4 separate regions of the Homo sapiens genome follow, and all the other regions are linked to region 1. A link is a contact called in ENCODE Hi-C or POLR2A ChIA-PET data. All regions are on one chromosome and are shown on one strand. Each heading gives the region's core, a stretch centred on a gene start or an enhancer-like site at or near the end of the contact. The rest is flanking DNA. Distances are from core to core; before and after follow the strand shown.

Evidence for each region. Hi-C counts contacts between places; a loop is a spot of excess contacts on that map. ChIA-PET counts read pairs that join two places held with the same protein, here RNA polymerase II (POLR2A). Pooled maps may share reads with other maps.
Region 2: a pooled map shows a loop between it and region 1 (4-fold over the local background). The contact joins the enhancer-like site here to the promoter of LINC01415 in region 1. A Hi-C loop is called at or near these places in 2 of 50 pooled maps.
Region 3: a loop to region 1 is called in a map of mammary epithelial cell, with 5 times the contacts of the local background. The contact joins the enhancer-like site here to the promoter of LINC01415 in region 1. A Hi-C loop is called at or near these places in 11 of 168 maps with a recorded cell type or tissue (B cell, Right ventricle myocardium inferior, cardiac septum and 5 more) and 14 of 50 pooled maps. POLR2A ChIA-PET finds 5 or more read pairs at or near these places in 2 of 52 experiments (BJ and activated B cell).
Region 4: a map of dorsolateral prefrontal cortex shows a loop between it and region 1 (5-fold over the local background). The contact joins the promoter of LINC01905 here to the promoter of LINC01415 in region 1. A Hi-C loop is called at or near these places in 1 of 168 maps with a recorded cell type or tissue (dorsolateral prefrontal cortex) and 3 of 50 pooled maps. POLR2A ChIA-PET finds 5 or more read pairs at or near these places in 1 of 52 experiments (IMR-90).

What each region holds. Positions count from the first base shown.
Region 1 is chr18:55,778,277-55,785,955 of GRCh38, forward strand. It overlaps LINC01415 (long intergenic non-protein coding RNA 1415), which reads right to left and starts at 3,449. Exons shown (of 2, transcript NR_145452.1): 1 at 2,679-3,449; 2 at 1-1,754. It overlaps LOC105372130 (a long non-coding RNA gene), which reads left to right. Exons shown (of 9, transcript XR_007066382.1): 3 at 6,623-6,698.
Region 2 is chr18:56,244,375-56,252,053 of GRCh38, forward strand. No RefSeq gene overlaps it. Among named protein-coding and RNA genes, the nearest start is that of LINC03069, 57 kb to the left of the region's middle. RefSeq lists an enhancer at 4,327-4,466 and a silencer at 4,597-4,646. Within about 2 kb of position 4,402, at least 2 of the 41 ENCODE cell types and tissues checked have a DNase peak (open chromatin) inside an H3K27ac peak, as active enhancers do.
Region 3 is chr18:55,497,160-55,504,838 of GRCh38, forward strand. All of the region lies in intron 3 of TCF4 (transcription factor 4), which reads right to left. Among named protein-coding and RNA genes, the nearest start is that of MIR4529, 22 kb to the left of the region's middle. Within about 2 kb of position 3,677, at least 3 of the 41 ENCODE cell types and tissues checked have a DNase peak (open chromatin) inside an H3K27ac peak, as active enhancers do; they include endothelial cell of umbilical vein, where a contact is called at or near this core.
Region 4 is chr18:56,039,018-56,046,696 of GRCh38, forward strand. LINC01905 (long intergenic non-protein coding RNA 1905) reads left to right here and starts at 3,261. Exons shown (of 3, transcript NR_146511.1): 1 at 3,261-3,327. All of the region lies in intron 6 of LINC03069 (long intergenic non-protein coding RNA 3069), which reads right to left.

The DNA of each region.
Region 1 (7,679 bases), core at 2,199-4,698:
ATTGTCCTTAATTTGAAACAGTCTAAAGCTTTTCAGTTTTCTTCTCAAATAATAGAAGCTTCCAGAAGAAAATGGATATCTGCCTAATTATATCTGGTAGCTCTATCAGTTTAAACAGAACCTTATTAAAGGAATTTCAGCACTTTTCAGTTTTCTCAAATTGTCACACCTTTCACCAAACCACTTCATAGATAACAAGAAAATTCACGGGCTTGTCTTTCTTTGGGCTTAACATAATTTCCCCACTAATCTAAAGATCCCCCCAAAAGTTAATTAATTTCTCAGATTCCCTTGGTAACTAATCGAGAGTTTAAAACATTAATTCTCAAAGAATTTTTGACTCTTTAATCAATTCTAATTCTGTCCTAAGTAGCTATATGCCCTCAGGCAATTTACTTTGGGCCTCTGAGATACAAATTTCTTGTCTGTAAAAACCCGAATTAAAAGTATCGCCCTTCCTCTTGGGTTGTGGGTAGAATTAGATGAGATAATGTAAGTAAAGTTCTTGATACATGGGGGGTGGGGGCGGGAGGGCTCAGCAAGGCACACCTTATTTCACACGTGCCTCTCCTTTGCATATTCATGTGTCCTCTATTTAAAGGCCAGTGTGTCATACTAAGGGTTTTCTCTTTCTTTTTCTCCAGGACACATTATATTTCCTACTCCTTAACTCTCTTCTAAGAGACCTTGTTTGTCAATCATGTACTTATGCAACTTCTCCATTCTACATTACACTGAAGAACAAGACCTAACAGGATTTGATAAAACCAGTAACAGAACACTCTTCCATCTCCCTATCCACTTCCCCCTTCCCCTCCCCCCAAAACCAAAACCAAAACCAAAAAAACCTTACAAACAAACGGGGGGAAAAAAACCCCAGTGTGACAGAGAAAACCCAAAAGTTATCAATTCAGTAATCTCCATTTAGTGTTAAAAAAAGAATGTCAAAAGGGTAGCTTGCAAGTAAGAATAAAAGAGGTTTTTCATGACCAGCTTTTCCCATTCTCTATTATCCCTCAGCGGCAGCTTTTGGTGTCTCTGGTACGAGGCAAGGTGTCGAGGGGGGCCATATTAACCCCCTGTGAATGCCTGGCCGATAATTAACATCTTGGGTCCAAGAACCGATACAATGAGCTGGGGGAACGGAATCTTTCTCAACCAGTAATAGGTAATTGAACGCTTTTGCTGATTTGATTATAAGGAATAACTCTCGGTGATCAAAACCAAAGCTGGGTTAAAATCCTAAAGCTGGGGGACAGCTGAAGCACCCACTTCACGACTTAACGTTTCAGGAATATGAATTCTATGTTCAGAAAATTTCCCCACACTCTTCTTCGCTGGCACATTCACTGATGTAGAAAATGCCAGGAGCCCCGGGGGTGTGATGTTTCCGGTGGATAATGTCTCCCGTTCCCTGCCCCGGGGCCCAGACAGTTGGTGCTTAAGCGTCTACAATGTAGAGTTTCCTGCATTTTCCTCGGGCCGCCATTTGTCTACTTGTCCCATCCAGGACATCTCCCTAAATAATCTCTAAGTGGAAAAATCACGGTCCTCTAGGAGATTTATCCGGGAACGAACGTGCGTGGGGCAGTTCAAATTCCTGAGCTCAGATTTCGTTTCCCGCGGTCAGATGGTGCGGTCGGTGGGGCCCGAGGGATGCGCACAGCTGTGCCTGAGAGGTGCTGCTCTCCCGCCACCGAAGTCGCTGGGAAATTCTGCTGCACTGAGACATTTTAATGTCGGATGTTCTAATCCTGCGGGCAAAAAAAAAAAAAAAGTTTGAACCAGGTACTGGGCTTTTGTCACGGTGAACCCCACCCGCGCCCCGCGCCGTCCCTTCATTCACTCAGGCGAGGTGGCTTGGATTTGCACCTCGTTGAAGAAGCCTCCCATGCGACATCTCCGCCAGCACCCCGCGCGGACTTGGCTGGGCGGCGGCGGGGAGTCAGCTTGTCACCGCACGGCGGCCGGGACCGCAGCCCCTGGGTGCGCAGTGCGCCTCTCGCTGCGCCCTCCTAGAGCGCGGGTCCCGTGCCTGTGCCCGGCGCGACGCGATCTCCCTGCTAGTCGGGCTCCGCGTGCTCCCCGCGCTTCCCGCAGCCTCCGCGCAGCCCGCAGCGCCCTCCAGCCCCGCCTCGCGGCCGCGGGAACCCGGCGCCTGCAGCCCCGCCCGGAACCGACCGCCAGGCGCTGTTGCCGCCGGCCACGCAACGCGGGGCCTCTGCCTGGCACCAGCCCCAGGTGCCTTGTCTCGGGTCGTGCTGTCGCGCGACACTGGGGACCCAACAGGCCGCCGGCTACTCAGCTGGCCCCGCAGCTTCCCTGCGGCTCAGCGGCCTCCCACCCAGGAGAAAACCACATTTGATGAGAGTTTTGAATCAAGCCGAGCGTTCCCCCAGATGTTCAGCTACCTCAATTTCTAATGATTCCACAATCCCTTGTGATTCATCTCTTTCCTCCTAAGGGTTGCCAATGGCTCAAAGTTTAGACTTGGGATATAAAAAACGCTATTCACAGCCTTATTAGGAGGAGTAGGTGGGGAAGGGGAACTGGATACTGAATGGATTTTTTAATCTACGGAGAAAAATCACTCAACTGAGACCCGGCCTCTTTAATTTTCCTTTCTGAATCTCAGTGACTTCCTCTATAAAATAAAATGCAAAACAATGATATCTCACCTGCGTCAGAAAGTTGGTCACATGGTCTCATGAAGTCTCTTTCAAGGCTAAGATCTCTATGATTTTGTGATCAGTAGATTGAAATTTAAGATTAGAAACAGGTTATTTCTTGAAAGCAGTAAATGGAGGGCATTATGTGTGAATCAAGTACCAGAAGCAGGGGGTCTTTGTCTCTCCCTCTCCCCAGATGGGGCAGGGTCTCCACACTCTGAAATGTTAGTGTCAGTAACACATAATCAGGAAGTCGAATATGCGGATTATCTAGTCCTTTAGGATTCTTTGCACCATTGATTCTTTCCACTAATATTGATAACCCAAAGTTAATGACATATTGTGAGTTTCTCTTCTTTGCCTTCATGTTTTCAATCCTGGAGACAGAAAAAGGAACTAATTCTCTTCTTTTAAAACAAAAACAAAAACAGAAAAAATCAATCCCATTGATCAATGTGGAAAACCAAAGACCCAAGACTCCCCTGTGCCAAATCCCTCCCATGACCCTCCACTGTGATTCAAATTGGAGTGTTCTGGAAAATGCCGGTTCGAATTGCAAGGAGGCAGAATCAATCTCTCTCTCTCTCTTCAAAGGAGACACAGGCTCTTCTCAGGGACATTCCCTTATGTCTTTTTGATGCAGGAGGTTTAAGAGTCTCCATCTTAAAGCCCGCTGAGTTGGCTGAATGCTGACTTTAGGTGCCCACTATGAGCAGTGTAGTGCCCAGTCCTCAGAAAGAATCTAGAGTATTTTTACAGAACGAATTGCCTTTGTTTACCTTTCTGAATCATTTCATGCATGTTGTTGTTTTTGACCCACCCTTTTGCTAGGATACAAGAGCCAACCTTCTGTAAGAGGGGGAGAAAAAGAAGGAAGATGTGTGAGCTCCCCCTGGTGCTTTCCCGCATTCAGGCCAACTGAAAGGAGCTGCAAGGAAACACGTCTACACAGGCATCAGGAAAAAGAAAATATCTGGATTATTTCCTTTAAAAAGGCCTGTTTCCATGCTGATGGGCCTCAGAGCAAGACTTCCAGGCTTCGGGCCTGAATTCTGTATGTCATCTTAGGAGGAATTCTTGCCTTGTCAGAGAACGTGTTTCTAAAACAAAATTTCAAGTGGGGGATTTGCCAAGCTGTCCTGCGGACAGGATTACTCTTGGAATCAAACGGGATTACTTTTTGTCCAGAATTGTTCCCTTTGTTAGGCTAGTTATTCTTTGACTGAATAATTTTCACACACTTCTCTTTGTATGTGTTGACAGCACAAAGATATCACAGGAATCTGGTACCAGCCAATTTGACTGGTGGTGACTTTAATTCCAGACAATATCTCCTATCCTAATAATAACCTGTATTCGTAATGGCCTCTTTAACACTGGGGGTCAGGGACTTCTGTGGACTCCAGTCATCTGTGAAGATCGTCGGGGAGATTTCACTCAGTCTATTCAGTATATCCAGTATAGTGGCCTGAAACAATTTATCAACGTGTAGTCAGTCAGTCCTGCTCTTGGTCCATACAGTGGAGAGTCTAAAAGATGTGTGAAATACATTCCCTACCTACACATGGGCAAATCACTTAAAGGAGCAAACTTTAATGTTCACTAACATAGTTAAAATGGATGGGCCAACATTATCATGGTTCTTTCACCTCCTAAGTAAATGCAAAGCTTTTCTTCACTCCATTTTGTATGTGTAATTTTGATTGAGTGGGAATCTTGTAAAGCCAAAAATGGAACTGAAAGCCCACTCATAAGACCATAAGTTTTTTTTTTAATTTTTAATTTTTCTTTTCAGGCAGGGTATTGCTGTGTCGCCCAGGCTTGAGTGCAGTGGTGCCATCATGGCTCACTGCAACCTCTGCCTCCCAGGATCAAGCGATCCTCCCACCTCAGCCTCCTGAGTAGCTGGGACTTACTGTTGTGCACCACCACAGCTGGCTAATTGTTAGAATTTTAATTTTTATTTTTTTGTAGAGACAAGGTTTTACCATGTTGTCCAGGCTAGTCTTGAACTCATGGACTCAGGTTAACCACCTGCCCCAGCCTCCCAGAGTGCTGGGATTACAGGCATGAGCCACCACGCCTGGCCAAGACCATAAATCTTAATTAATCTAGTTCATAGTCTCAAATTCATTCTACTCTCTGATTTTTATTTCTCCCAACTTACTGTGTGCACGCACCCCCCCTTTTTAATGACATTTCTCTGATTTGCACTGCCATCCTCTCTCCTACTTCAGTGATCCAGCATCCACAATTCATTTTGTCATAGGTGAGGCTTACCTCTTTCCTGTCAGTTCTTCACCTGTACAGATTGCTTCCTTTTCTCTTTTTGCACTTATTGTTTGCAACACCCAATGACTTCTTGTAGAGAGCCCAATTCTGTAGTTGATAAAACCCACACATGCACGTATGTTACATCTGGCTCGGAATTGGAAGCTCCATGGAGAAAGGAAATGGCTTTTGTTTCTTCAGTATCTTCACACTCCCAAATGTGCTGATATCTTTAGTCGTTCTTAGCTAAATGAGTCAATTGAAATAATAATCTGGAGGGATTTTTTTAAATCTCAAAAATTTTCTAAGTCCCATGTCTCTTAAATGAAAAATTGTCAAATGAAGGAGCCATTTTCAGGATTTTAATTTATGTATTAATGGTACTCTACTTCCACCCCAAAAGGATTTAAGGTGAGCTTAAAATATTATGAAAATAAGATAAGATTATTAATTCCATCCATGCAAGCTCTAAAATCTTCTATTTCTAGATACTAATCTAAACAATGAAGAGGTTATTTTTTAAAGACAAAAGGTGTGCTTTATAATATCTCTCATTATCATGTTAAGAAAAAAAACCAAAAACACAGATAAAAAATTTCAGAAATATTTTTGCGTTTTCTTTGCATATCATACACATACACACACACACATACATACATACACAGTCACACTAGAACTGTACTGGCAGTGAACATAGGTTGTTTAAAGTATAGCTATTCAACTGTCATATAAAGTGAAATCTATATTTTCTCTCTCCCTATATGACTATATATTTAACATCTCTATGCATATGTGTGTGCATACATATGTATATGTTATATACACACACTCCACATTATTATTTCAAAGGGGATTTTGCTCCTTCTGGCTACCAGCAATAACTAGTCAATATTTACACTCTTGAATATCGATGACATCATGCATACACAGGAAAGCTGTGGAAAACATCTCCATTTTCAAACAGAGTTTTAATTATTTGTAAAGACTTCAATTGTTCACTAATGTCATGGATTGGTCCTCACAGTGTGAAGTGCAACTGCCCAGATCCCCCACAGTATTATAAATAGTCTTCTAAAGCCGGGTTGATTGATGTTTGGCATAAAACTCTATTCCTCTGAGCACATATATTCCTTCTGTTCACTATTTTCATAGAAAAATACCAGGGCTGATTTTTTATTCAAATCTCCAATTTATGCAGGGTTTAAACTACTAAATACTTAAAGCCGTTTTCAGATCTTTCCCCCCTTTTCTGTTAGGTAGGTAACTAAATCTTTGGCTTCAATGCAAATAAGAATTGGAGATTTAGCAGATTCCTGTGGGGGAGAGGAAGAGTTTATTAATTATATTGAGAATCAAATAATATGCTTCTTTGACACTAATGTTCCATCTTTCTCCACCCCAAGTATCCTATGGGACAACTTTAAAGCCTTTATCAGGGTCTAAATTACTGCATTTATGGTTCCTTAGAAGTAGGAATTTAATGAATGGCATTCTGAGTTGAAGAGAGAATTTGAAGGTTTAAGCTGCAACGGTGAAGCAATTTTTTTCAAAGTATGTGGCAGGGATTGTAATATAAAACATCAAAAAAAGCACAATAAAATACATTTTCATGAGTGTTAATAAATTTTTAATACTGATGAAATGTAAATTTTTCCTTCATGACCCTTATCTGCATTTGACAGAGTCCAACAGAAAATTTTAAGTACCTGTTTAAAGCAATTTACAAGATACTGTGGAGATTCCCAGCAATAAAGAATGGTAAGTGATCTTCTTAAAAATTTTTATATTGACAATATTAAAACCAAGTACCTTATCCAGATTCAACTGGTTTTGGCCAGTGCCTGTATTGGTACCTTTATCAAGAGTGCATACTTACTTTATAGGCTCTATATTAGAAACAAATTCTGCTTGAATACAATTCTGAAAGTGCTGTTACCTGATGGATAGCAATAATTGTTAATTATTATATGATACTTATTACATGCCAGACACTGTGCTGGGCACATTCCATGTATGATTGCATTAAGTTTTTGTAACTATAATCTTCTCTCAGTATCTGTAGGAGACTGGTTCCCGGACCCCCGCAAATACCAAAATCAGTGGATGCTCAAGTCCCTGATAGAAAATGGCATAGTATTTATATATAATCTATGCACATTTTCCTGTATACTTAAACTATCTCTAGATTATTTATAATACCAGATATAAGGTAAATGATATGTAAATACTTTCTATAATGTGTTATTTATGGAATAAAGAAAAGAAAAAAAGTCTGTACCTGTTAAGCACAGACAAAATATTTCCCCCATATATTTTCGATTCATGATTGGTTGAATCTACAGATGTAGAACCTGTAGATATGGAGGATTGATTACTCCACGAAGGAAATTATATTATTATCACAGTTTAAATGATGAGAATTCTGAGGCATAAAGAGTTAAAGTGGTTTGCCTAAACTTACCTGCTTAGTAAGGATAGGAACAGAGCTCTTAGGATAGTGGACAGTCTGACCCCCCTATGCACTACCTTAGGAGTCAGTGAACTTTTTCCATAAAGGAACAGAGAGTAAATATTTTAGGGTTTGCAGGCCATGCAGTCTTTGTCACAACTATTTAGCTCTGCCACTGTAGTGTGAAAGCAGTTCTACATAATATGTAAATAAATTGTGGTGTTCTGTTCCAATAAATCTTTATTTAAAAAAACAAAAACCAAGTGGTGGGCCAGATTTGCCTTATGGGC
Region 2 (7,679 bases), core at 3,152-5,651, 470 kb after region 1:
AACTGGAAGCTCTCAAACAGTATTAATTGAAATCATGACTGTTATTTCACTCCAAAAGAGAAGATTTAAAAGTCGTAAAGACCTTGACAAAGAAAAACTCTGCTGTTTGAGGAGGTGAGTAGGCAGTGGCCTGGGTAGACACTGCCTTTCTAACTATCACCACAAAGCAAGCTCCTCTTTCACCATAGGAATAAGGGCTATTAGGAACAAAGGTATGTATCAGCTCCATTTCTCATCCATTTAATTTAAAGTAGCTTGCATCTACCTTAGGGTCCAGGGTACACAGCAAGGAGCGACACAGAAAATTGAAGAGCTTGTTCATTTCCTTTGCCTCTATTCCACCATGGTTGCTCTGCTCCCAGGTCCCCAGACTCTCCCATGTTCTCATGTCTCATTCAACGTCTGACTGTAAACCATAAAAAAGAATGAAATCATGTCTTTTGCAGCAGCATGGATGGAACTGGAGGCCAATATCTTAAGTGAAACAACTTCGAAACAGAAAATCAAATACCGCATGTTTTCACTTATAAGTGGGTGCTAAATAATATGTACACATGGACATACAGTGTGGAATAATAGACACTGGAGACTCAGCAGGGTAGGAGGATGGGAGGGGAGTGAAGGATGAGAAATTACTTCATGGGCACAATGTACATTATTCAGGTGATGGTTACATTAAAAGTCCAGACTTTGCCATTATGCAATGTATCCATGTGACGAAACAGCACTCTTAACTCTTAGAGTTAGACAAATTGACACAAATCTCCCTACCCAAGTGTCCAGGGAGAAACTCTCAGCCTTCAAGGACACCTTAGGCTTCCTGAAATGAATTTTCCTACAATGTTTTACTAATGGGTAACATCTTTAAAACAGAATTGTTCGGCCAGTCGCGGTGGCTCACGCCTGTAATCCTAGCACTTTGGGAGGCTGAGGTGGGTGGATCACCTGAGGTTGGGAGTTCGAGACCAGCCTGACCAACATGGAGAAACCCTGTCTCTACTAAAAGTACAAAATTAGCTGGGCGTGGTGGCGCATGCCTGTTATCCCAGCTACTCAGGAGCCTGAGGCAGAAGAATCGCTTGAACCCGAGAGGCAGAGGTTGTGGTGAGCCAGGGTCACGCCATTGCACTCCAGCATGGGCAACAAGAACAAAACTCTGTCTCAAAAAAAGAAAAAAAAAAACAACCCAGAATTGTTCTTAAATTCATTTCACCACTTTATGAAATAATCTGCAGAGATTTATCTTATCACAGATTTCTTTAAAGTGTTTCTTTTTCACAATAAATCACCTGTAAAACTATACATAAGCCATGGCAAATAACTCTTGGTAAAACTATTTTCTTTCTAATTAATACAAAATTATGATGGTAAAGAAGTGAGAATTTGAAAGATTTGAGCTCTATGACTTTTTTTTTCTTAAGGAAAACACAATGCAGCCCTCATTTAACAATGCGTTTTGGTGTTTTTGAACCAGTTCCTTCTCAGTGTTATCTGATTTTGGCAAACATACCGGAAAGACAAGATTACAGTCCCCACACTCTCTCCTTTCCAATCTTTCTGGAACCTTATTTGTATCTCTATGTCAACAGAGTGAAGAAAAGATAGTGTTTTATTTGAGCAGCCCACAGCTACTGGCATACTTCTTAATTAGTGTCTGTGACCAGTTAGCATTGTTTAGATTTCATTCAACACACTTCCCCAGAAACACAGTGCTTCGTGGCGGCTGCGGTATGCACCAGCTGTCTTTAATCTCTCAGGACCCAATTCACAGACCAAAAATTCTGTTATGAGCACAAATCTCTGAGTGGGCATTTGTTTATTTTCTGCTTAGGAGACAACTTCCATATATCTCTGCCATTAAAAATAAATCAGTACATAAAATAAATACTCAAACAAATACAACAGATCAAAAGCTGAGTAACTCACTTCCAACTAAACTGAACTAAAGGCTTGGCTCATGGAAGTGCCACCTCTGTTTGGTCAAGAAAATACTGCTCTTCTCTTAGAAATAATAAACTCATCCTTAAAAGCCAGTTTGAAGACTAAACATACCCATGACAAAGAAAAAGGACAAACAAACTTATGGCTTCAGGCAAAAACGTCATTATTTCCATTGGCCAAGCCATGTACATTCCATTTCTTTTAGAAGTGTTCTACTGAATGGCATCTTAATTTATCTCTTTTTTTTTTTTTTTTTTTTGAGACAGAGTCCCGCTGTGTAGCCCAGGCTGGAGCACAGTGGCATGATCTCGGCTCACTGCAACCTCCACCTCCCGGGTCCCAGTTCAAGCAATTCTCCTGCCTCAGCCTCCCAAGTAGCTGGGATTACAGGCATGCACCACCTTGCCCAGCTTACTTTTGTATTTTTAGTAGAGGGGGGGTTTCACCATGTTGGCCTGGCTGGTCTTGAACTCCTGACCTCATGATCTGCCCACCTCGGCCTCACAAAGTGCTGGGCATCTCCTCTTTTCCTAAATGTGCAAACAGAAATGTCTGCAGACAATGCTTGCTCATGGACACCTGGATGAGTTCTCCTCATTCTAACACTTGGAACAACAGAACACATGACCACCTTGTCAAGATTATGTGGAAGTTAACGGCAGCAGTGAGGAGATCCCACACCCCACTGTGTGTCCTGACTCTTCTCCCTCAGGAACTTACACACATCATTTATGTGACTTCATCATTTTCTTATCCCAGCACCCAGTACAGTTTCTGGCATGCAGTGGGTTGTCAACAAATGATTGTTTAACTAATACTAGGAAGTAGCACTTACATACATGTTTATTATTTGCCAGGCACTATTCCAAGAGCCTTGCAAGTATTAACTGCTTAATCTGCGCAACAGCCCCATGGAATAGCTGCTATTATTGCTCTATTTTACAGATGAGGAAACTTGAACATACAGAGGCAAAGCAACTGGCCCTTCAATAGCAGAGATGGGATTTAAACCCAGGAATTCAGGTTCAAAAGACATAGTCTTGATTACCACACTACACTTTCTCTGCCCACATCCCAGCCTCCAGGCCTTAATTTCCTCATGTAACTAGATGGTCTCTGAGGTTCCTTCGAGTTGTGTAGAGTGCGATTCTAGTCTATAATTCTTGGATAACCAGTGGGGCATAGAGAATCCTCTATTACCTATTCATCCCCTCAGAACATTCCCAAGCCTTAAACTCCTGCTAAGATTACATAAGACAGCATGGAGCCATGGTTTGCCCTTTTCCTAAAAGAAGAAGCTTTCTGTGAAAATACAACTATTAGGGCAACAAGAAAACTTCTCATGGGCCCAATTCTTTCAATATCATTTTAATAGACAAATAGGTGATAGACATGATAATGATTCCTAGAATCCCATTCAATAGCTGCACAAGATGAACCAGCACAAAGAGCTGGGACCTATGACAGCACAAAGGGTCTCTAATGCAATGTGGGATACCAGAAAGTGTAAGGCCAGTCCCAAGCTGGTCACCTAGGAAGGCATTAGGAAGCCATGAGATGAGAGTGAGGAAGTCAAGGCTATAAATGCGTGTGTGTGTGTGTGTGTGTGTGTGTGTGTGTCCCAAGAAACTAGACTATAAAGGAAAGCGGAAAGGGACAATGGCAACAACTGGAACACAAAGAGGAAGACAGATTTTTTTAAAGATAAGAAAAACATGTCTATAGTTTCCAAAGAAGTAATCTGTTGATAGTGAGAGGTAGAAAACACCAGACAGAGAGAGAATGGATCATGGATAAAATATGAGTCTGGTCAAGTTAGAGAGGTGGGTGTGAAATGGAGAAAATAATCTTGAAAAGCAGGAAAGGCACCTTTTCTCTTCACGAAGCTGAAATGAGAATGGGTCCCCACGTGGCCTCTACTGATTCTCTCCTCAGACTGGAATCTTAAGGTAGCTGGGCATAGGAAATTTAAACTATCCTTGGGGGCTCTGCTGACACCAAAAATAGCTTCTCTACGAAAAGCAAAGGAAAAGCTAGTTGCCAAATGTTAGTGGCTACTGTTGGGGGTATTAAAATTGAGTGCCAATAACTATTAACAGGTATTCACAGGTAGAAACAGAGAAGTCTGGGGCATGGGGGCCCCAAACAGCCAATGTTGCCCCCAACCAACTGTCCAGGTCCCTAAAGAAAATATATGTGGGAAAAAGAAAGCAATGCTAAATGACACTTTCTTTTTTTATTCCACAAATGTGTATTAAATACACTATGCACCAGGCACAGGTGCTAGGGATATAGCGATGAAAAAAACAGAGGCCTGCTCTTAAGGGATTTACATTCTATCTCCAAATTCATTAAGAGAAGTTTGACCTCAGATTGTCAGCCCCAGTTGCCTGTGTGGCCTGCCTCCGACTCAGAGACCACCCTGCCATGTTAGAATGGCTACACCTGCCAGCAAGGCACAAAAGAAAGTGAAAGAGACAGAACGTTTGCCCCAAAAGTGAAAGCAGAACTGGTGAAGGCCACCTGCCACAGCAAGGGAGAGAGGAGAAAGCTGCCCAAGACCTGGGGTGGGGGTGGAGGGGGGCAGGGGGAAGAGTGGGGGAAGACACAGAAGAAAGGATGCTTCTGGGCCTCATCCCCTGGGCAGTAGCCCTGACACTAGTGTCCTTTCTGGCCTCAGAAACCCCAGAGGGAGCCATAAGAGTCCACACCCAAGCATGCTAGGACCTAACTCAGCACAGTGGTAGTGGAAGCCTCACTGGGGAATATGAGATTCCCCATATTTTACCCTATCCTTAGGGATGATTCCCAAATCAACATTTAAAGGAAATGAAATCGGTCTTCAATGCTGTTAATAATCCTGACCCAATCTCTCTCTTTGATCTATTATTTGTCCTATGTACACTTTGTACACAGTGGTTTTCTCATTGGCTCCAGACTCTGCCTTGACCTGTGTATTCCCTTTGCCTTTGCTTCAAAAGTATAATCTCCCACCTGATCTGGCCTCTCTTCCTTTGATAGCTATTTACATGGTCTCTTCTTCTATCCCAACTATTCTGTGCACTTTCCCCACCAACCTCAGCCCATGTGGCTCTCTCCTTTCCCTGAGCTCTTCGGATGCCCACTATCTGTGGCTCTCCCTAAGATTTAGCATTTACCACCATGTTTATATGTCTTGTTCCCTTTCATCAATTATAATTCCATAAAGAAATCCTTGACAACCCCAAAACACCTAATCCATCACATTGCATATGTTTAGTATGCAATAACCGTTTTAATTTTTAAAACTACTTACACTGTGCTTACCTTACAGAGGATTTAAACAGGTGGTTTCAGTATACTTTGGTTGATGGATGGATGGATCAACTGACTGATTAAAGGTATTGCTTACCTTTATATATATTACGTATATATCATATATATCATATATATATAAAGTGAGGTTCACACAGTATGAAAGGTCCTCAGTAAATGAAGGAGATCACCATCGCCAACCTGCTTGATGGTGGGATGTAAGTTGTCTTTAAGTAAATTACAATAAGCATATACCTTTTGGCTGTGCAGGTGTGAAATCCAGGGTTAAATTTCCTCCTGCACCTACAACATACATAACGAAACAAATGTAGAAACAAATAATAGGGAAGTAAGTTATAGATGGTCCTTTAGAAGTCAATTTCATCTGCGCATCTAACCATAAAAGCAGCATCTGCTCTGCTAAATACAGGTGTTTTATATCCTTGTCATTAATTGGAGGGGACATTATGTCATCATACATCAACAGTTAAGGTTGGTGAAAGTGCCACTTATCTCAGGTGCTGTCATTAATCAGGTTCTTTTCAGCTTGGTGACTCCAGAGGCTCGTCTCGAAGCTGCTCTATGTGAATGGGTTTTCCCTGTAGGTTTGAGGTGTCCTTTTATTATCATTTTGAATGAAAACCTTGGGACCCAGACGTAAGAGGCCATTAAGGGAGCTGTTTCGATGCTTCAGAGAAGAGAGACATTTTCCTCCATCACCTTCATTGCCCCCACTCTCTGTGTCTCCACCAAGCAGCCACGGTGGAGAGGAAGGCAAAGCAGCACAAGCTGTTGTCTCATCACGGTTTAACCCATTACTGAATTTCAACAAACCAGTGCAGCTGGTGCTTCAACAGAGCTGGAAAGCAGCAGAGTCCTAGAAGGAAGCACTGTCTCTTTCTATCTGACACCGATGTCATCTAGGTGCCTTCTTGGCTACCTCAAACCCACAGTATGGTGTCCCTTCCAGACAGGCTTCTGGGACACATTCTTCCTTGTCTCTGCTTTCATTGAAAATATCTGTCCTTAAAATGTCTGCCCTTTATCCCATTCCTGCAAAGCCACTGGAAGTGGCGTAAGTTGTCAGGAGCAATAATGGCAGCCTATTTAAGTAATGATGTTATAATTTCAGCACCTTGAGCCTAAGAATTAAAGCAAATATGTTCAGGTAGCAACTTGCAAATTAATATGGGGAGTCAAGTCATTTGATCCATATCAAATTCTTACTCAGGGAGCTTCTACTCGGCTCTGAAAATAGAATCTCCTACCTATCCCACCTTGGTACCTGATTGTTTCAACATGTGCAGGAGACTGAAAGAATAAGGTGGGGAGTGTGCTTATGATTCATCTATTCAATAGATATGTGTTGAGTGTGAGGCACTGTGCAGGGAGAAGATACAGTGGTGTTCATGATCAGACACCATCCTTGCTCTCAAGGCTTTACAGTGTGGATGGATGTGATAGAAATGAACCAAATAGCAATCAAAAAATGTAAACTCTAAAGTGATAACTGTGATTAGTTCTCTAGAGGACAGCATTGTATATCTGGGCAAATATATGAACATACCATGATCTGGAGTAGGAATAGAAGTTGATCAAGGGAGGTGTGGGGAGGGATGAAGAGTGTCCCTAGAAAGGGAACAGCAAACACCAAGTGCTGTGCTAGGAGGAAGCATGAAGAACCCCAGAATTTGAAATGCCCTGGTGGTAGGCAAAATTCTAAGATCCTGCCAGGCTCCGTGGCTCATGCCTGTAATCCCAGCACTTTGGGAGGCTGAGGTGGGGGGATTGCTTGAGGCCAGGAGTTGGAGATCAGCCTGGCTAACATGGCAAAACACTGTCTCTACTAAAAATACATAAATTAGCCGGGTGTGGTGGCACTCACCTATAATCCCAGCTACTCAGGAGGCTGAGGCAGGAGAATTGCTTGAACCTCGGGAGGCAGAGTTTGCAGTGAGCTGAGACTGCGCCACTGCACTACAGCCAGGGTGACAGTGCAAAGTTCTGTCTCAAAAAAAAAAAAAAAAAAAAAAAGAATTATAATATCCCCCTAGGTCCCCAGTTTCTGGGACTGTGAATATGACGGATTTTACTCCCGAGGTTAGGTCATATATGATATGACACAGTGAGCATTTAGAAGGAAAGACTATCCAGGTAGTTCTGACATCATCCCAAAAGCCTTTAAATCTGAGTCTAGAAGTCAGAGGCTGAGGAAGTCAAAGATTCTGAGGACAAGAAGATTCAAATGGTTTCTGGCTTAAAGATGGAAGGAACCGCCTGGCAAGAAATATGGGCCACCTCTCACAGCCGAGAGAGACCCCAGTTGGCAGCCAGCAAGGAAATGGGAGTTTTCAGCCCTACAAGTGCAAGAATGCAAGAAACTGCATTCTGAATAGAAGAATGACTTTGTGTATCCATTTCTTAAGGCTGCCGTACCAAGGCAC
Region 3 (7,679 bases), core at 2,427-4,926, 280 kb before region 1:
GGTTAAAGAACAAGTTTGTCAAAGGTTCCCAGAATTTTGTTTGATTTTTGTTTGTGTACCTAGTTTCTGAATCCTAAATTAGGCACTTCTATTTCAGTACATATTCCAATTTAACAAAAACATTTATTTTATAAACAGAAAAGGAAATGAGCTTGAATAAGATATATTTATGCAATTACCATATCTAATAGTCAATTACATGTCCTTATATGAACAGATAAATAATATATGCACATACATTTATCAATCTTGTCTATGAGGGAAAGAGAGAAGAAATTAAAAGAAGAGCAAACTATTATATACGGCATGCAGTTTTCATTATTTCATATTTGCATAAGGGGATACAATATTTGTCTTCAATAAGGCTACAAATTACAAATGATTAGTTCAGATCTTTTTAAACCAAACTAAAATATACAAGTTATTAAGTATATCATTCAACCTAGCAGTTATATTTGTTATAACTATTTACCTTATTTTCCTTATTTTATAAATTAAAAGCAGGAGGAATGTTTGAGTTCATGTAAAGCTATTAAAACATTAATTATTTAAAGATCAAGTTAAATGTTTTAAAAACAGAAGACCTCACAATATCCAGCGGGGGGAAAATTATGAGAAGTGAATGAGAGAACAGAAATCAGATCAGATGTACTGTACTTTAAAGTATCCATTAACTAAAGCTACATGAAATTGGAAGGGGAAAAAAAAACCTCTGACATCCACATGAATACCAAATTAATTCATTATGATCAGTGCTACTACAATGAACACAAAATTAATTCATCACAGTGGAATACACAAAGCACTACCCACTTGTTATACCTACTGACAAAAAATAATAGGACGATTATCCTCCACCAGGGTGACACACGTGGCCATGGGCACTGCCAGCTTGTCAGTCACACAAGTGTTTCCTTCCCTGGGAGTCTACACCAAGATATTTTTACAAGGAGGCTCTTTATCAACCACATTAAATGAAGCATAAGATGTGAAGACCTAAATTACCAATGGTTTTCCCTCCTGCTGTTGCTCCCTGCCAGGGCTGGGTCCGGGGTTAAGCAAGTACAGCACCTGGGGGCAATATTTAAGGGGGTGCTCACACACTCAGACTTCTGCAAGCGATGGCCCTCGCCTTACACAACCCTGACAGTGAGTCCCACAGCCCTACACATGGTAAGCCTAGACTTTAAAGCATAATCACCTCCCTTATTCAGGGGCCCAGGGTTTCTGCCATACCAGAGTAGACCAGCCAGTCCTAACACCTGCCAGTGTCATGACCATGGTCAGCTGTCTTCTCTAAGGCAAGCGCTCTGGATGTCAGTTTCTTGAGAAAGCCTTATGTAAACTTACGAGCGTGAGACCAACCATCAGGGTTCTGGGGTCTACCACAAGACTTCGCCATAAGATACGGAAAAATCAAGATGACTTCGTGAATCCCCCCTTTTTACCTCCTCTGAGTCTCTAGTGAAGAGAAATGGCTGCTGACTTTTGTTTCCCACGCCATCAGAGATACAAGGACCTGGCACCTGAACCTCAGGGGCTCCGTCTACTTCCACTTCTAGCACCAATGGCTTAGTGTTGTAAGAGTGTCTTTGCTCAGTAACTTCAAGGGGACTTAGCAGGTGGAAAGTCACACGTAAGACAGGAGAGAAACCTTTCCTAGAGAGGATGAGTTTCTCCTTGGTAATGAGAATGTGATGTAATGTATCTTCTTCCTTTTATTTGTAAGTACCCCTTAAAATACCCCTTAAATCCCTGTGGGCAGTTAGGAAGTAGAGTTTTCATGTACCATCCAGAATACAAGATTACACTTATGGAAATCTTTCCTCTTTCCCTTGACATGGTGAAAGTTTTTGTTTTTTAGATCTTCAACGATGGGTTCATCTCAGACCCTTTTCCAGAACAGGTCCAAGAAATGCAAATGTTAGCCAATGTAATGAAAGGCACCCATTTAATATCACAACTTGCTAAAGAAGAAACTTGTTTACTCAGAATTTTTCTTGGAGTATACAGGGACTCAAAAGATGGATGCTCCTTCCTTTGCTAAACTGCAATTTTGTTCTTCATCCTTATTACTTAGCCTTTGTGGGGTGCTCATGCTATACCAACACATCTGCACATCACAGATGTGATACTCAGGTAGGAAGAAACAGGAATCTGATACAACGTGAGAGCCTAGCATTCTACTCCCACCTGAGAACAGGGTACCAATAAATGTGAAAGCCTTAGTAGAGGCAATACGTTTAAGCTCTGTGTGTGTGGCTAGGGAGGCACAGTAACAGAGGAGTTTTAGCACAGGGTAAAGCATATTCTAAAAGAAAACTAGACTTTTTCAGCTAAACCTAGCTCCATCTGTTTATGTAGGACAGAAGTACTCTAACTTGACTGTACATTAGAATCAACTGGGGAGGTTTTAACTACTCCCCCCACCAACAATTTAATTGGGGGTGGGGTCAAACATCAGTATTTATTCTCCAAGCTCCCCAAGTGATTCTAATTTGCAGCCAGGTCTGCAAACCACTGATATCCAGGCCAGATGGCCATATATCCTGTACCTGGGGAAAGAGCATTTTTACTGTGAGGGGACACAAATCAGTGAATAGTTTCCAAGCCCGGCTGGCTATCTGAATCCTACTGGGAGCTTTTATTAAAATACGGACTACCAGGCCTTGCCTCTAGACCTACTGAATGGGAAGCCCAAAAAAATGAGGTTCAGCAATGTCTGCATATTTTAAAAACATGGCCAGGCACAGTGGCTCACGCCTGTAATCCCAGCACTTTGGGAGGCTGAGGCAGGCGGATCACACAAGGTCAGGAGTTTGAGACCAGCCTGGCCAACATGGTGAAACCCCATCTCTACTAAAAATACAAAAATTAGCCAGGCATGGTGGTATACGCCTGTAATCCCAGCTACTCGGAGGCTGAGGCAGGAGAATTGCTTGAACCTGGGAGGCTGAGGCTACAGTGAGCCAAGATTGTGCCATTGCACTCCAGCCTGGGCGACAGAGGGAGACTTTGTCTCCAAAAAAAAAAATCTTCAAATACATTTTGATTGTCATCTGGGGTTAGGACCACCGACCTGGATGAAAGTCAGAAGCTCTTACCCCTAACTCGATTGCCAACAGAATGTTTCATGTTTAGACGAGTAATCTTAGCCTGCAAAGAATTAGGAATAGCAGGGGAAAGGAGTGGAGGAGGGGAGAAGTATTTAAGAAAAAAATAAAGAGAAAAGAAATTTAAGTGTCCTCTAAGCACCCACAAGTCTGCTTCTTAAAGTGCTGATAATGAGCAGTGTGTGCTGAAAAGACCAATGGAACTAAATTCTGAACCAGTTCATTTCGGCACATCCTGTTTATACGACTATTTAATGAGTCATTCAGCCAGGATGATTTTCTGTCTGAATATGTTAATTGCCATTTTTTTCATAGCTCTCTATTAAACAGTACAGATAAAATAGGCATGCTCATGTTTTTAAGCGCTATCAGCCTCTCACCCTCAAGAGAGTGGGCAACAGGAGTAAATAAGGGAAAACTTTCTCTTTTTTCAAAGTGTTTAATTCTTTTAACATATATTGGCATTTGGGACCCCACTTCAATTCAAAAGCATATGTTAGAGTTAGCATTAAAGTGAAAATGAAATGAGGTGGTTCTCCCCCATATGCCACTGGCTTCATTATATCACAAAGAATGAGCTCAAATAACAGGGCAGCAATGTGAACCTTCTTGCTGATAAATTCTCCTACGTTTAGGTCAGTATGGATATTTGGGGAAAGACAAGTGATAAAGAAACAGAAAAATTCTGACTCACTCTGATATTCCTTTATAAATCAATGTATAATGATGATGATTATTACTGAGAACCCTGGAAGATCTAGGAAATGGGTGAAAGGTCTAGTTAATGTTTAATGAGTGATTAAAAGAATTCATTTTTATATTTCATTTATCCCTAGAGGATGCAGAATTTAGAAATGTAAATTCCAAAACAACATCAATGCAAAAAGTGAAGCAATAAACATCAGTGCAAAAAAGCCATATTTTCATGCACATTATCACTTAATAAATCAAGCCACTCTTAGTATTCATTTTAGCATTTATGCAGTTTCCAGTGCCTTAATTTTAAAGAATTTACATTAAACAAATTACATATGATTATACTGCATTCGGAAGGGAAAAAAAAACCACAACCAACCTTAAGGCCATAACAATATATTTTATTTTTAACGGCTTTGTTTACAAATATTAAATGGTCAAATCAATAGTGTTCTCAATGGCTTTTTGACATCTCAAATTTTTCATAAATGAAAATAAAGCAACTGAAAAGATGAAACTCTAGTGGCAAAGGTTTATTGGTCTTTGTACCTCATTAAAAGGACTTTTATAAATCACGTTTGTTCTTTTGAGTAGCAACTAACACGGCTGAAAAGGACAGGTTGGGTTTTAAAAGAGACAGATATGACCTAAAGGGAACACATTTTACTGTAGTGAAATAAACTGAGGAAACAGTTAGCAGATTAAAAACCCCTTGAAAGGAAGCATCATCTTTGGGAGAAAAAAAAAAAACCTTCGCTGAAGAAAACAGCTGGAAACAGGAAGCTTTTGGGCTTTCATCCTGCCTGCTTTGATTCCACCGCATCCCCATATCATGAAAAGGCAAAGAGACTGATTTCAGCTGTGTCTTCTTTCAACAGAAGAGGGAAAAGGCTTTGTGGAGTGTGAGCAACCCCATCCAGAAGACCCCCGCCCACCCTAATCATACAAACACTAACAATGAAGTGGAGAAAGAGAAATGGTGATAGATAAGTAGCAACTCAGAAGTAACATTTTACAGGCTGTAACAATGGAAGGAGAATATTTGTTCTAAATTAATTGTTTCTCTCAGCAATTCTCATATGAATTTGCAATCCCCTAAGTGAAAAACACTAACCAAGGTAGATATACTAACTATGACAGGTTTTCTCTCTCTTTTATGCCTTTCTAACCTGGAATTTCCAGGAATGCATGACGATGAAAAGTTTCTATTTCTGATATCCACCACATTGTTGTGGTCATTTTTCTTCATTACAGAGAAAAGGAGTAGGTGTTACAACCCCTTATGGTCTGAAATCTAAAGTCACTGAATTCTGGTTTTCACTAAATTTAGATATCTAAAGTCACTCTATTTAGAGATCCAAAGACCAATAAACCTTTGCTCACTGCAGTTTCATATGAGAGGTCCTTTTGGTCATCTCATCTAGATTGTTCCTCACTGCTACCTTGAAAATATTTGTATTCTCATGACATTTAAAGGACAATGCAGCATAGTAAAGGAAAACTTGGATGAGAAGCTTACATCATCCTTGGTAACTACATAACAAAGCAGCTCAATAAACAAGATCATACAAATCTAATACACCCAAGTCACAATTTATTCTTCTGTTGCTATTTTGGGATGCCTTTTAAAGTGGGGATTACAAAGCTAGACAATATAGGGGCACATAAGTGTAAAACTCTGACTTTGAAACTGCAACCGATGTCAATATAAAATTACTATTTTATTGAGGTATCTCTCATGCTCTTCACAAAGGAGAACTGATTTTCACACAAGTTAAGGAAAGGAACTTATATTCAAGTTACATACAAGTTAAGGAATTAGCTAATTCATTTTTCTAAAACTATTCTTAATAGACAGGAAAATTTCACAGCATAAGAGGTTTCAAGCAGGATATGTAAAATGAATATTAACTTCATCTTAATCGACGACTTAAAGTAGGTATCCTGAGATATTCAACCTTACAGTGGAATACTTTGATTCCATGGTAACACTTCAATTTCTAAAATATCTACAGTTGACACTTGGTATGTGCCACCTCCTTACCAATGGATATGAATTACTTTTGATTTATCCTTATTCATTCTAAATGTCTCTTTTTGGAACTGCCTTAGTTACTAGTGCAACATTAGTATAACTTTGAGAATCCTCATGCAAGGTTATTTTAACAGGATACACCGCTAAAATAAAAGTGATCCTCACCAACAAAACAAAATAATTTAGTTATTTGTGTCAAACTTTGAAGGTCTATAGAAACAATGCAGTGGATATCAGAAATAAAAACATTCTATCATCATGCATTCCTGAAAATTCGAAGTTAGAAAGCCGAAAATTCGAAGTTAGAAAGCCATAAATTCAGTCTAGATTCTCCATATTTTGGGCATCATCAATTTCATCATCATCATCATCATCATCACTAGCCATCTTCTACACTTATGAACAGAATTTTCACATATTATTTCATTCATTCTCAAAAGCAACCTAAGAGGAAGGCCAAACAGGCATACTCCTCCTCATAGAATAGATGAATAAACTGAGCCCAAGAGGGTAAACAGAGATTCTACTGACAGCATCCAGATCTCTGACAGAAGTCCTTGTGTTATCCACGAATAAGTACCTAACTCTGACTCATAACTTCCAACAATACCTAGAAAAATAACCAGCTCAAGAACCGCAATTTTCAGGTCAAAGTACAGAATTTTTGTTATTCCTAACACATTCTTGGGGAACTCCGTTTCTTTAGGCAATATGGCCCTGTAGACTTAACAACATACAGGAGGGAGCAGAGATTGGCACAGTCAACTTTTCTTTGAAATCTATTCTAATGGCCGGGCACTGTGGCTCATACCTGTAATCCCAGCACTTTGGGAGGCCGAGGTGGACGGATCACTTGAGGCCAGGAATTCGAGACCAGCCTGGCCAACGTGATGAAACTCCATCTCTACTAAAAATATAAAAATTAGCCAGGTGTGGTGGCACATGCCTGTAGTCCCGCTACTGAGGAGGCTGAGGCACAAGAATCGCTTGAACCCAGGAGGCAGAAGTTGCAGTGAGACCGATCCACCTCACTCCAGCCTGGGCAACAGACTCTGTCTCAAAAAACAAACAAAAAAAGGAATCTATTCTAATTGCCCTAATGTACTCCTATCTCTGCTGCTCTCATATGTATTCGTTCTGCAACACTTACTGATCATCTATCAGGTAGCAAGGACATTGTCAACAATATAAGTCTGAATCCATAAATGCTGCTCCCATGAACTCTACAAAAAGATAAGAAACGTATACATGGGAGAAAAGAGAACTCACATCTGTTGAGCATCTATGAAGACTAAACCATTTCCCAGCTCCTTCCTTGAATGCTCACAACAGTTACATGAAGATGAAAACTGAAGAGTGCTAGTTACCAGTAACTTTTGTGGCACTAGGCTCTCCTATGAAAATTAGAAATCCTACTAATATTTGAGTAAAACTAGCTAAACATTTCAATCACTAAAGTTATCACATGCTAATAAGTATAGACACTGTAATTCTTCAATGCTTTAGAGAAAAATATGATTATACCATTAACAATTTAATCTTTTCCTAGTCATTTTAATCTGCCAAGGCTTTGATTTAGAAACAAAATAGAGGAGGCAAATCACTGTATTGCCGAACATTGGTATCAATACCAAAAATAAACTGAGGCACACATACAAAAACTGACAGAGCTATAACATTCTCGCTCATGCATATTCGCTGCCCCTCTCTGCATCTGCCCCATACACAGTGTGCCCACACTGCCTCTAATTTGTGTTGTCTGTTGGCAAAATGGACTGTAGTACCAACTTTAAAAACCAATCGAAGTATTAAAACAAAACAGACAACCTCTCCCA
Region 4 (7,679 bases), core at 2,011-4,510, 260 kb after region 1:
AGGAAAGCAAGAAAAGAAATGTCTGCCGGGCTGTTCCCAACCTAACCCCTCTACACAATGCTTAGTTTGGTAGCATGCTAAGGTTTAATTTAAAGTTCTTGTCATTTTATCATTCAGTTGCATAAAATGTTGAAAATAACCATTATCTTCAAAAAGAAGCCAGTAATGCAATTCTTATCCAAAGTTCTGAGAAAATATTTTCTGAGGAGGACTTTAATGAGACCAGTTCCAAGGAAGGACAACCATCCTGTCTCAACCTCCGTGGTTCTCCTTTGTTTTTTACATATTTGACATATATCCTAGTTATTCCCCCAACTCTTTCTTATTTCAATCATCCAGTGAACTTTGGTGAGCCCTGCAAAAAACATTCCCATCACAGAGGATTGATTGAGGTAAATGTTGCTGAAACTTACGGTGTTCCTTGCCATTTGCTTATCAACCTCATGTATATGAATTATGTGATCGCAAACTGTGAGTTCTGTTTCTGGCACAGCACAAATTACACACTTTCACTCCTTAAAGAATTTATAAAGTTGCTGAGGATTTTGATACAGCAAAATACAAAATGGTAACACAATGAAATGTACTATTTTGCATTAAAGAGAAAATTCATGGCGGAGTTAAACTAAGAATGATGAATTTGCATCTTTTAAAAAAAATCATATTTGTTAAGGGACATTTCATTTTGGTATTTCAGGTCCAAAGAAGCTTCTACTCTCTTAAATAATTAAAAATTTGCATCTTAGAATAAATGCTTTTTCATCTGATGTTTAAAAATGAGGTGCTTAAAAAGAACCCGGCTTCAATTTAAAAGTTCAATGGCTTGATTATGATATTGGGTTACAAGATTTTCGCTGTTAAAGATCATCTTGAATAAAAGAGCAAATTAGAAAGCAATGATATATCTTGGTATTAATAGATCTTAAAATATTAATAGTCACAATATTCAGGAAATATAAGTAAATTTTGACTACAGTTTGGAAGCTATTATCATTTTTGCGTGATTAGCTACTGCAACTTATAATGTTTGCTTCACTGCTTTATTTCTTTCAATAGCTTTTTTTTTTAATGAGACTCCAAAAACTTAATTATGGCTTATGCAAATATCATTTGAGGGAAAAGAGGGTAATATTAAATCTTTAAAAGCTTTGTTAGGTTAAATGCTAGGAAATTCGTTGTAGGTATTAATGGCATTCAGAGGAAAAATTGAATGGAAGTGAGGGGGGCTTCTGGAGAGCTTCCTCATCCTTCCTTAAAATCACCTATGTGGATCAGTTCTTTCCAACTTTTTTTTTTTTTTTTTTTTTTTTTTTTGAGACGGAGTCTTCCTCTGTCACCTAGGCTGGAGTGCAGTGACGCGGTATTAGCTCACTGCAAGCTCCGCCTCGTGGGTTCACGCCATTCTCCTGCCTCAGCCTCCCAAGTAGCTGGGACTATAGGTGCCAGCCACCGAGCTCGGCTGATTTTTTTTTTTTTGTATTTTTAGTAGAGACGGGGTTTCACCGTGGTCTCGATCTCTTGACCTTGTGATCCGCCCGCCTCCGCCTCCCAAAGTGCTGAGATTACAGGCGTGAGCCACCGCGCCCGGTCAGTTCTTTCCAACTTTTTAATCAAAGATGAGTATTTTCCAAACCTGGAGGGAAAAAAAGAGTTAAAAGAGAGTTTTTGCCTGTGACTTATGTACAGATCAGAAGTCAAATTAAGCCCATTCTTTGCCAAAACTGCTGTAAATGAACACTTGAAGTATGTGGCTACTCTCTTAATAGGCATAATGCAAAACTTCTATTTTTTTATTGAATCATCTACTTTTTTTCTATATTGACTGGATCTCCAATAGTGTGTAAAACCTACAGAAAAATAAACAGGTGAATTAGAGTAACCATCAGGTTTAACTAAGATGCTAAAATTAAAATGTTTTTCTGGGAAGATATGAAGTTAAAAATACGCTACATATTTTTAAAGTACCCATAGCCTACTGAGCACTGCACTTGAAGAATGCTTAATATCATGAAGTTGCCAAATGATACAAACAAAAGTAATGTTTGAGAAGGATGGGAATAAAATGGCAGGAAGAAGGGGAGGACAGGGTCAGAAAAGAAGCAGACAGAAAAGGACAGATTGGATTATATGCCTCTAGAGCAGTGATTCCCAGCTGTCTGACTTTGGACCACTACTAGCCTATGAACATTCACTAGCCTGCTGCTAAAAGAAATAAAAGTTTGGAGAAGGAAAACCTTTTTCTCTACTTTCTTAAGTTCAGTACCTGGAGGCCTGTGAATTAAACTTACAAAAGACAAGTTAATAGGAGAAAAAGAACACAGTTTGTATTAATATTTACACCCATGAGAGTTCACATACAAAAAGATAAAATGCAAACAAGTGATTAGACTTGGGGGCTTATACACCATTTTAACAAAGGAAAGGAGCGTGAGCATCAAGTGACATTAAGTTGTGGAGAAGTGACTAGGAAACATGGGGAGGAACTAATGGAAGATAAGATTTTAGTAAGATCTGTTTATGTAAACTCACCTTAATGTTAACTCTGGTCTTTCATGTTAAGAGCTGCTATTCTTTCTCTTGGGTAAGAGAGAACCTTCTTCAAAGGGAAATTTATGTACAGCTTTTTAGGCAGAAAAGGAGAGGACAGTAAACTCTTCCTGCATTTCTTGATTCTTAATTGGCTTCAGCTCACAATAATCCTTATGCCAAAGTGGCATATTTGAGGGTGAGATATTCTGATCTCCTTCAGAATATAATACTCTGTTTTAAAAAATGATGATACATACTTTCAGTTAACTTAGCTGTCTTTTAGTCTCAGAGTTTGTTTTCTACATTTTCAGCTTTTAAAAAAACTTTCTGTCATGGAAACGTGTTTGTAATCAGTGGTATTCTTTTTCTCTAATGTCTCTACTAGGCAAGGTAAAACCCTGGTGACTTTAATACATTCCTTTGATTGATTTTATTTTATTTTATTTTTTGTTTCAATAGTCCATGATTTCTCAAACAGTTGGTGCAATAGTTTAAATGTTTGTCCTCTCCCTAACACACGTTAAAATTTAATTGCCATTGTCACAGTATTAAGAGGAAGGACCTTTAAGAAGTGATTAGGCCATGGTGGTTCTTCCCTCATGAATAGATCAATGCTATTATCGTGGAAGTGGGCTTGTTATTGCAGGAGTAGGTTCCTTACAAAAGGATGAGTTCAGCCTCCTTTTGCCTCTTTCTCTCCCTCATTCTCTTTTTGCCCTTCTTTCATGGGATGATGCAGCAAGAAGGCCCTTGCCAGATGCCAGCAACTTGATATTGAACTTCTCATCCTCCAGAATGGTGAGCCAATAAATTCCTGTTCATTATGAATTACTCAGCCTGTGGTATTCTAACAGCACAAAATGGATGAAGGCACCTGGAAACAGTGTTCTAAGGCAGTGCCTCCAGAGGAAATATTAATAATAGCCATCTTTATTGAGTCCTTGCTATGCTTCAGACAATATGCAGAGAGTTCCGTGTATTCTCTTTAACATTAATACTGATCCTAACAGATAGACAGTGTTGTCCTGATTTAATAAATGAAGAAAGCAACTTAACAGAAGTTAAGTTGCTTGCCCATGGTGACATAACCATAGGATGACCTTATCATCTACCATTTAAACTGTACACATTTTAAAGTGAAAGACGGCAATATTAACAATTACACCAGGATAACAGATACAGCAAGGTCTTTCCAGGACAACATAGACCATAGAGTCATCCTACAGAACTACTGTATAAGCCAGAATTTAAATCAGATTGCATCTAAAGCCCATAATGCTCTTCCCATGTTTTAAGCTGCCTCTGGAAGTTTCTGTATTTAAATAAAAAAATAAAGAGATCTATTTTGAAGAAACTGAATTCATAGAACTTTATGATACCAAGATACACAAAATAATAATTCAGTCAACAATCCAAGATGATTTGTACCACAGGACGTCTACCACCAATGGTGGTTTTATGAGTGGTGTAAGGATGAAAAGGAGATAATGTGTGTGGGACACGGGCTTGTATCAGAGCTATGTGTTAATGCCTGCTCTTAAGAGAGGAATTCATTTTCCATATGCAGAAGTTAAATGAGTGTAATGGTTTTGTGAGATTCTGACTTCATCTAATGGTGCAGCCAGGACAAAGATAGGGAGAGATTCCCTGGTGGTGAGTTACAGCAGCCAGCAACACAACCCCAGAAATGGGTCTGAGACTAAAAGAGTCTAGCACTATCAAAAAGAAATAGAAAGTCTGGCAATTATTTGCCTTGAATAGGAGCCCTAATATATACTGTAGTTAATAGTGTGTTCTTAACTTTCCCTCTGTTATCTGTGAAAAATGCAGGCAAAAACTGTGTGTCCCAAATAGATCAAGATGATTGTTGGGAACAGAGCTTAATTCCACTAAATCAAAATGATGCCTCATCACTTCCATCTCCCCAATGTTGTAATGAATGAGTGCCATTAAACTTTGAGGTCTACTCCCAATTCTCCCACCTGCACTGTGACCTATAACTTTTTAATTTTGAGAGAAAGGCTCTTCCCTTGCCAGAAAGTGCTTTCTGTTTGTGAAAGAGTATGTAAAACAGCACCAGGTGAAGAATGACTTTTTCACCCAGTCTTGAAACCATCACAAAGAGACAAATTTTGCTGCTTTTGCTTCGTGTGTGAATTTTTTTTTTTCTACACAGCTCTATTCATTGCCTAAAACAATGGGGCCAGTGTTGGCCAGCAAAGAATAGTGCTATTCATGCGCCCTGTACCCTGCACAGTGCCTACACTTGTTAGTCTTGGCTGCCCTGTGAGGCTGGCTGCTGGCAAGAAAGTCGGGTCTATGTTGTTGGATGGTGTAGCAGATCAGAGAACGAACACTGGCAGCCAGATTCCCAGATAACCTCAGCTCCTCTAGAAAACTCTTGTTGACATAAGCCTGTGCTTTGAGGGGTGTCTTGGAATTCCAAGAACTTGGGCCAGGTGTGAGGCCAGGTGGTTGTGGTCCCATTCCAGCCATTCCCATCCTCCTGCTACAACCAAAGCAATTTCGTTAGGGGTCAAATGCCTGGTTTAGGAATCAGACACCTGACTTGAATTCTGGCTCCAGGGCTGACTGGCAATAGGACCATAAGCAAGTCTCTTAACTTCTCTGAATCTCTATTCCATCATCTATAGAGAGGGCATATCAATGCCACCTACCTCATGGGGTATCGTGAAATTCAATGACATAGTATTATGCTATGATTTACATGGAATAAATGTTAGCTATTATTGTCATTAATAAGAGACTGATGTAGTGATTACTGTCACTAATGAAAGATTGGTTTAGGGCATCCTCTCTCGGTAGAAAATTAACCACTGTGAAATCATGGGCAACATCATTGAAGTGATGAGTGACTGGAGGGAGGGGAGAAAGAGGACAAGCCTCAGAACCAGGCTGTGCTTGTAGTGCCAAAGTAAAATGTTTTACACAGGGAAGAAAGTGTACACTGGCAGAGGCCACTCTGTTTGTCTCAAGGATTGAACAGAAGACTAATTTGCTTTCATGTGGCTTATTCCAAAGGACAGTTCCATAAATGTATGCTAGAGATGGTCTCATCAGCCTCTTCTCTAGCTCTCCAACCTAGAGTGAGTGCAGCAGAAAACCTGGACCCTATCCTTAATGTGTGTGTGTGTGTGTGTGTGTGTGTGTGTGTGTGTGTGTGTTTTAAGTGAGAAAGTCTCATAGCTCCTGTTTGATTTCTGTGGGGAAGCAAACTGCCAAATTCAGGCAACCTGTGGAAAACTTGCAGAGGCTCTGGTAGATTCTGGGATCGTCAAGGGCAGGATGCCTGCCTACCGTTCTCTAGAATCACCCCAGTGCAGAGCCTGGCAGACTGCTGGAATTGAAATGTGTTATCAAGATTAGTGCTGCAAAGGAACTGCAATTCCAAATCAAATAAAGTCTAAGAGGGATGTAGGGCTGGAAAGAGACCATCTTTCAAGTTCTTTCCAACCCAAGATGTTGTGATTTTTGAAGCTTTCCTTGCAATAGATGTTGTTTAACTACCTTGTGTCTTCTGTGAAGTTGCCACCATGAAAGCTGGACATGTTTGGCACCCACTTCCCTTGGCACAGTTTATATACTTGTACACTTGTTATAGTATCAGCGCTCTAGATTCTGTTAATGCATGACAGGAAGCATAAAGAGTACTAATCACAAGGGCAATTTTCCAGGTTGTATGTACTATAGAGAAAAGATCATATATACTTGGTAATTATCTTTTCTCCATAGCACATATAACCTGGAAAATATATACTTGGTAATTTAAAATGTATACTTGGTAATTTTAGACATTTTAACCATTACTTCTATGAACAGCAGACTTCACTTGTTATAATCACATAATTAGAAGACATTATTGCAGTTCATAAATGAAATTAATTATAATTTTAATTAAATTTTCAAAGGACAATCTAATAAAAGTAGGATTGATTAGAAAATTATCAATGAATTTACAGATTCATTTAAGACATTTATCTCTGTCACTTTTAAATTTCATTGAAATCTGTTAAAAGTGATGGTAGGTATGCCCACAGTAAGATTTCAATAGTCACCATATTGTTTCAAGAGGTAAACAATACCTAAGATGTGTCTTGGTATCTTTCACTGAGTAGTGAATTTTATCAGTCAACTCCTTTGAACATTGTCTTGAAATAAATTGACAGAAAAATATGACCTGTCCAGCGTTCATTTTGAAATCAAAGTCTTGTCTATTTGGCCAGTTACATTTTTCTTGAAAATGGATTTGGATTTCAGATCAAATGTGTGGCTGAGATAAATTTATTGATGGCCTATTTGAGGGTCATTCATGAAACTGATATAGAGCAATTCTAAGTCCTAGCAGAAGCTGAAAAATGTGTGCAACATTTGTGTCTAAAATAAAAGCTTTGGGGCAGGAAGAAGACCTAGTACACATGCTGGATCTGTTGCTTACAAAATGTGGTTAATATTATTTACATTAGACCCACTTTAGTGGTAGCAGCAAAACCTGCGTAGTTTTCATAGTGTTTGATAATTTTCATTTCACAAATGGAAATGACATCATCAAGAAGGAGGGCCTGTAAATCATGCATTCATTCATTCACTCATTCATTTATTCCACGAATACAAAGCTAGACCCTCTATGCAGGATTTGGTTATAAAAGTTATGAAATAGAGTGATACAGTCAGCAGATCCATTCAACTCTACCCTCAAAGTAAATCCAGGATGCAACCCCTTCTTCTCACCACCTCTGCACTTGCTATTCCAGTCTACAGTGTTTTATCTGCCTAAACAATTGCATTAGCTTGCTAGTTTGCCACTCTGCTTCCACTCTTGTTACAACATAGCAACCGGAGATAGTCTTTTTTTTTTCCTTTTGAGACAGAGGTTTGCTCTGTCGTGCAGGCTGGAGTGCAGTGGCAGAGATAGTCTTTTGAAATGTAAGCAAGATCATTTAAACCTTTCAGTGGCATCAAACCTCACTCATAATAATATCCCAGAGTCTTTCCAGAGGCTGGAAAGTCCTTGTGTCATGCTGCCTGGCCCCGTCTCTGAGCCAACTGCCCACTCTGCTCTCATTCCCTCCTTCCCAAACCCAGTGCATACTTCACTGAAGGTGTCTGTGTCCTTCTCCAAAGATACAACC